2 separate regions of the Homo sapiens genome follow, and region 2 is linked to region 1. A link is an interaction called in ENCODE POLR2A ChIA-PET data of the cell type or tissue named here. Cell type or tissue: endothelial cell of umbilical vein. All regions are shown on one strand. Each heading gives the region's core, and the rest is flanking DNA. Links, peaks and the distances in the headings are about the cores only.

Evidence for each region. Peaks named below come from ENCODE experiments on the same cell type or tissue, not always from the same donor. Only the 100,000 strongest peaks of a DNase experiment are listed, where the experiment ranks them.
Region 2: POLR2A ChIA-PET joins it to region 1 with 13 read pairs; 2 of 35 experiments call an interaction of 5 or more read pairs at or near these places.

The regions. Positions count from the first base shown.
Region 1 is chr1:27,788,162-27,791,072 of GRCh38, forward strand. It overlaps STX12 (syntaxin 12), which reads left to right. Exons shown (of 9, transcript NM_177424.3): 2 at 1,401-1,470. Among named protein-coding and RNA genes, the nearest start is that of STX12, 16 kb to the left of the region's middle. In endothelial cell of umbilical vein, for the core only: no CTCF peak of the experiment used is centred there; a DNase peak (open chromatin) is centred at 1,550; H3K27ac peaks cover 2,012 bases.
Region 2 is chr1:26,989,011-26,991,921 of GRCh38, forward strand. No RefSeq gene overlaps it. Among named protein-coding and RNA genes, the nearest start is that of TRNP1, 3.2 kb to the right of the region's middle. RefSeq lists an enhancer at 1,668-1,962. In endothelial cell of umbilical vein, for the core only: no CTCF peak of the experiment used is centred there; a DNase peak (open chromatin) is centred at 1,821; H3K27ac peaks cover 1,300 bases.

The DNA of each region.
Region 1 (2,911 bases), core at 145-2,644:
TTCATATGTTCTGTACTCCAGCTACTTGTAATAGAAGACAGTGAATGCTCTTGGAAAACAAGCAAGCAAACAAGAAATCATATAACTAACTTCCAACCTCTATGAATGAATAAATCTCCCCCACCCTCCCCAGTAACCAGAAAAAGAAAATAGAAAGCAAGGCATAAAATAAATGAAGGGCTCTATTGTTGCAGAAATCAGTAAGGGACAGGAGTGTTCAGAGTCCCAGGCAGGCTGGCGTTAGAGTGTTCCTCCTTATTGATAGATGATCAGTTCCTCTGGACCTCTGCTTTCTTGGTCTAGGATAGGAGTTAAACATCCAGGATTCAAACATGACCATTCCTAGTCTTAGCAAATATCTAGGAAAAGGTAGAGAAGGCTGAACAAAACCATATGTTTGACTGTATTATGGTATAGACAGCACAGTTGAAAGAACATAGCCATTGGAATCTGATGTACTGGGCATTGAATTTTTGCTCTGCTACTTATTAATTGTGTATGCTTGTATAAGATACTTAATCTCTCTAAATACACTTCCTTACCTGCAAAATGGAAGTATATCTACTAAGGCCAGGCGTGGTGGCTCACGACTGTAATCCCAGGACTTTGGGAGGCCGAGGCGAGTGGATCACAAGGTCAGGAAATCCAGACCATCCTGGCTAACATGGTGAAAACCCGTCTCTACTAATAATACAAAAAAATTAATCGGGCGTGGTGGCAGGCGCCTGTAGTCCCAGCTACTCAGGAGGCTGAGGCAGGAGAATGGCATGAACCCAGGAGGCGGAGCTTGCGTGAGCTGAGATCGTGCCACTGCACTCCAGCCTGGGTGACAGAGTGAGACTCCATCTCAAAAAAAAAAAATAAATAAATAAAAAAGTACATCTACTGGAGATTGCTGTTGTGAAAATTAATAACAGAGTGTATACAAAGCTCTTAGTATATAGTGCCTGGCACTTAGAGGTGCTCAATTGGTGGTAACCCATTATTAGTAATAAGTATACATTGTCTTTCCAAAAATGTTTGCTATAGAAAAATTATTGTATTTGACTTGATTTTTTTTTTATTGTTGCAAATTGATATCTGGCCTAGAGGCCCTTCTAAAGGTGTTGAAATTTTTAACCATTGCAATAGGAGATCTAGGAAAACTAGCAAATTTTAGGGGGATGATAAAACTACCACCTTCTACTTTGTGACACAGTTACTCTATAGGAGAAAGGTGAACCTTGTAATTAGTTTTTGGAGGAATGTGTGTGTCAAGGTTTTGATCATAGCATGGTCTCTATTAGTTGCATGTATTAATACTTATTCTGAATGGGAAGAGACCAGGAATCTTAGAAGTAGGGTACTCATGATGAATGTATTTTTCTTTTAAATAAATCTTTTTCTTCCTATCTCCCCAGCTGCTCAGATAAAGAATTTGATGAGCCAGCTAGGAACTAAGCAGGACTCAAGCAAGCTACAGGAAAATCTGTGAGTAACTTCCTGACAAGGTTGGGTTTTGTGAGGGCCATTTGAGGACACAGTGTCCTTGCCAGACAGCAGCTTAGGTTTCAGGTCTGGGAAGTCAGAATGAGAGGCAGTGGGTCATGAGATAAGAGCTGGATCTAAAAGAGGGGCGGGGCAACAAAGTATATTAATGGATTGTAATTTCCGTTGCCTTTCAAAGTCTTTGAACTCTGGTTCTTTCTCCTCTTGGGCAGTTTAGCAGAACAATTTAGGGAAGTAGAAAAGGGAATTCGTACCACTATTAAACTATATTCTGCTCACAACTCTGCCTAAATGAGCTTCCTTGTTGGCGTAGGACTCCTCATGATCTAGTCTAACTGGATTTCCAGCTACAGTCAGCCTTCCATATCCATAGGTTCTGCACCTGTGGGTTCAACCAACCACAGATAGAAAATATTCAGAAAAAAAAAGGAAGGTCTCTACTGAAGATGTACAGACTTTTTTCCTTGTCATTACTGAAACAATATAGTAGAACAATTATTTACATAGTATTTACATTGTATTGTGTCTGGAGTTAGTTCCTTCTGGTGGGTTCTTGGTCTTGCTGACTTCAACAATGAAGCCGTGGACCTTCGTGGTGAGTGTTACAGCTCTTTAAGGTGGTGCGGACCCAAAGAGTGAGCAGCAGCAAGATTTACTGTGAAGAGCAAAACAACAAAGCTTCCACAGCGTGGAAGAGGATCTGAGCAGGTTGCTGCTGCTGGCTGGCGTGGCCAGCTTTTATTCCCTTATTTGTCCCCACCCATGTCCTGCTGATTGGTCCATTTTACAGAGCACTGATTGGTCCATTTTACAAACCTCTAGCTAGCCACAGATTGCTGATTGGTGCATTTTACAATCCTAGCTACAGAGTGCTGATTGGTGCATTTTACAATCCTCCTGTGAGACAGAAAATTTCTCAGAGTCCTCACCCAACCCAGAAGTCCAGCTGGCTTCACCTCTAAGTATTAAGTAATGTAATCTAGAGATGATTTAAAGTATATGGAAGGGGGTGCTGGGTGCAGTGACTCATGCCTGTAATCCCAGCACTTTGGGAGGCTGAGGCGGGCAGATCACCTGAGGTCAGGAGTTCAAGACCAGCCTGGCCAACATGATGAAACCCTGTCTCTACTAATAATACAAAAATCAGCTGGATGTGTGGCAGGCACCTGTAATCCCAGCTACTCAGGAGGCTGAGGCAGGAAAATAGCTTGAACCCAGGAGGCGGAGGTTGCGGTGAGCCAAGATCGCACCATTGCACTCCAGCCTAGGCAACAAGAGTGAAACTCTGTCTCAAAAAAATAAAAATAAAAATAAAAAATAAAGTATATGGGCCGGGTGTGGTGGCTCACACCTGTAATCCCAGCGCTTTGGGAGGCTGAGGTGGGCAGATCACCCGAGGTCGGGAGTTCAAGACCAGCCTGAC
Region 2 (2,911 bases), core at 314-2,813, 800 kb before region 1:
TTAGCCAGGCGTGGTGGCTCATGCCTGTAATCCCAGCTATGCGGGAGGCTGAGGCAGGAGAATCGCTTGAATCTGGGAGGCGGACGTTGTAATGAGCTGAGATTGCACCACTGCCCTCCAGCCTGGGCAACAAGAGCAAGACTCCGTCTCAGAAAAAATAAATAAATAAATAAATAAATAAATAAAATAAAAAAGAATAAATGAATGAATGGAGAAGGGAACTCTCCATTCTCAGCAAGCTCTACCCTTGTGTTTTCTTTTCTTTCTTTCTTTCTTTTTTTTGAGACGGAGTCTCTCTCTGTTGCCCAGACTGGAGTGCAGTGGCGCAATCTCAGCTCATTGCAACCTCTCCCTCCTGGGTGCAAGCAATTCTCTGTCTCAGCCTCCCCAGTAGCTGGGATTACAGGTACCCGCCACCATGCCCGGGTAACTTTTTTGTATTTTTAGTAGAGATGTTTCACCATCTTGGCCAGGCTGATCTTGAACTCCTGACCTCGTGATCCACCCGCCTCTGCCTCCCAAAGTGCTGGGAATACAGAAGTGAGCCACCGCACCCGGCCTACCCTTGTGTTATTTTTATTTTTCTTCCTTCCTTCCTTCCTTCTTTCCTACCTTCTCTCTCTCTCTCTCTCTTTCCTTCCTTCCTTCCTTCCTTCCTTCCTTCCTTCCTTCCTTCTTTCTTTCTTTCTTCTTTTAATGGAGTCTTGCTCTGTTGCCCAAACTGGAGTGCAGTGGTGTGATCTTGGTTCACTGCAATCTCCGCCTCCTGGGTTCAAGTGATTCTGCTTCAGCCTCCCGAGTAGCTGGAATTATGGGCATGCACCACTACACCCGGTTAATTTTTCTTTTCTTTTCTTTTCTTTTCTCTTCTCTTCTCCTCTTCTCTCCTCTCTCTCTCTCTCTCTCTCTCTCTCTCTGTCTCCCCCCACCCCCGTCTCTCTCTCTCTCTCTCTTTCTTTTTTTTTTTGATATGGTGTCTTGCTCCTGTTGCCGAGGCTGGAGTGCAGTAGCGCAATCTCAGCTCACTGCAACCTCTGCCTCCCAGGTTCAAGCAATTCTCCTGCCTCAGCCTCCTGAGTAGCTGGGATTACAGATGTGCACCACCACGCCTGGCTAATTTTTGTATTTGTATTTGTATTTATTTATTTATTTATTGAGATGGAGTCTCGCTCTGTCGCCAGGCTGGAGTGCAGTGCCATGATCTCAGCTCACTACAACCTCCGCCTCCCGGGTTCAAGCGATTCTCCTGCCTCAGCCTCCTGAGAAGTCAGGACTACAGGCTTGCCCCACCACGCCCAGCTAATTTTTTGTATTTTTAGTAGAGGTGGGGTTTCATCATGTTGGCCAGGATGGTCTTGATCTCTTGGCCTCATCATCCACCCACCTCGGCCTCCCAAAGTGCTAGGATTACAGGTGTGAGCCACCGTCCCTGGCCATATTTTTGTATTTTTAGTAGAGATGGGGTTTCACCACATTGGCCAGGCTGGTCTTGAACTCCTGATCTCAGGTGATCCATCTGCCTCAGCCTCCCAAAGTGCTGGGATTACAGGCGTGAGCCACTGTGCACGGCCTAAATTTTTCAATTCAGACAAATGTTTATTGAGTGCTTTATGGGGCCAGGCACTCTGCTTGACTTCAGGGGATTCTAGTGATAAGCAAAACCAGTCAAGGGGGAGAGACTATTAATAATTAAACAATAAACAAATACATACATATGACTCATAGGAAATACCACAGAGGATAGCAACAGGGAGCATTGTCAGAGAACAGGGAGGTAAGGAGTGACCACGGAGTGGGTCATATCTGTGTTTGAATTCTTGCTTGGCCATTTACCTGCTGTGTGAACTTGGGCAAGCCTCTTCACTTCTCTGGACTTTGGTTTCTCATCAGGAAGAGACGGCTATCAATCTCCCTTTCTTAGGGATGATATCACGAGACAGAGAACATTCATTCCTTCAATAAATATATACTGTGCATCTTCTCCCACTCAGATAAATTACTTGCCCAAGGTCACCCAGATGGGCAGTGTGTGTTGGTTTTCAACCCGGGTCTGACTGGTTCTCTGGATCTGGCCAGTGGTTGGGGGTGGAGATAAGTCCTAGTCTTCTTCCCCTGAATCAGTCCTTGAGGAGTTGGGAGCAGTGATCTGCCTCATGAAGGCAAAACACCTGTCCATCTCCCCACCACCATGGCAATGAGGGGCTTCTGCCCTGAGAAAGACCTATGATTGCATGACACAAAAGAGACTGTTCAAAGGGACACCATCATTCAGCAGGGCAAGCCTCCTTGCTGGGGGCAACCTGGTAGCTCCTGAGCCTCCCTCATCTTCACTGAGCCCCTCCAACTCTCTGAGTTCCCATGCCCCTCACTGAACCTCCCTTCCCCCATGGCGAGCCTCCGCCAGCACCTTTGCACACACTCAGCCCCTTCCCCCTACTGAGCCCCAGCACAGTCACTGAACAGCTCTTCTTCCCCTCTGACTGAGTCATCCTCCCAAGCCCTCCCCTTCCCCTCACTGAGTCTCCACCACCCCTGGTCACTGGGCACCCTGCTTCTGACCTCCTCCCTCCCCCAACCCCTCCACCCTTCCTCTTCACTGAGCCTGGCGCCTCTCACCCACCCGCCTTCCTCTCCCAGCCGCTTCTGAGCTGCCTCTTTGGAGCCCAACTGTCTCGCCCACGAGTCCCCATCACTCAGTCTCACTCACTCTAAGACACCTGAAAGCAGTTAGAGAACATGTGTTCATGGGGGGAGGATGAGGCTCTATCATCATCCTGCACATCATGCAAGCACGCCATCTGCCTCCTCTTCAGGCTTCAGCAGTCACACTGGCCATACCTTCCGCAGGTCCTCCTGAGCCCAGGGTCTGCTGCAGTCCTTCCCAATCGGGTTCAGAGCTGGTTTCTGGACC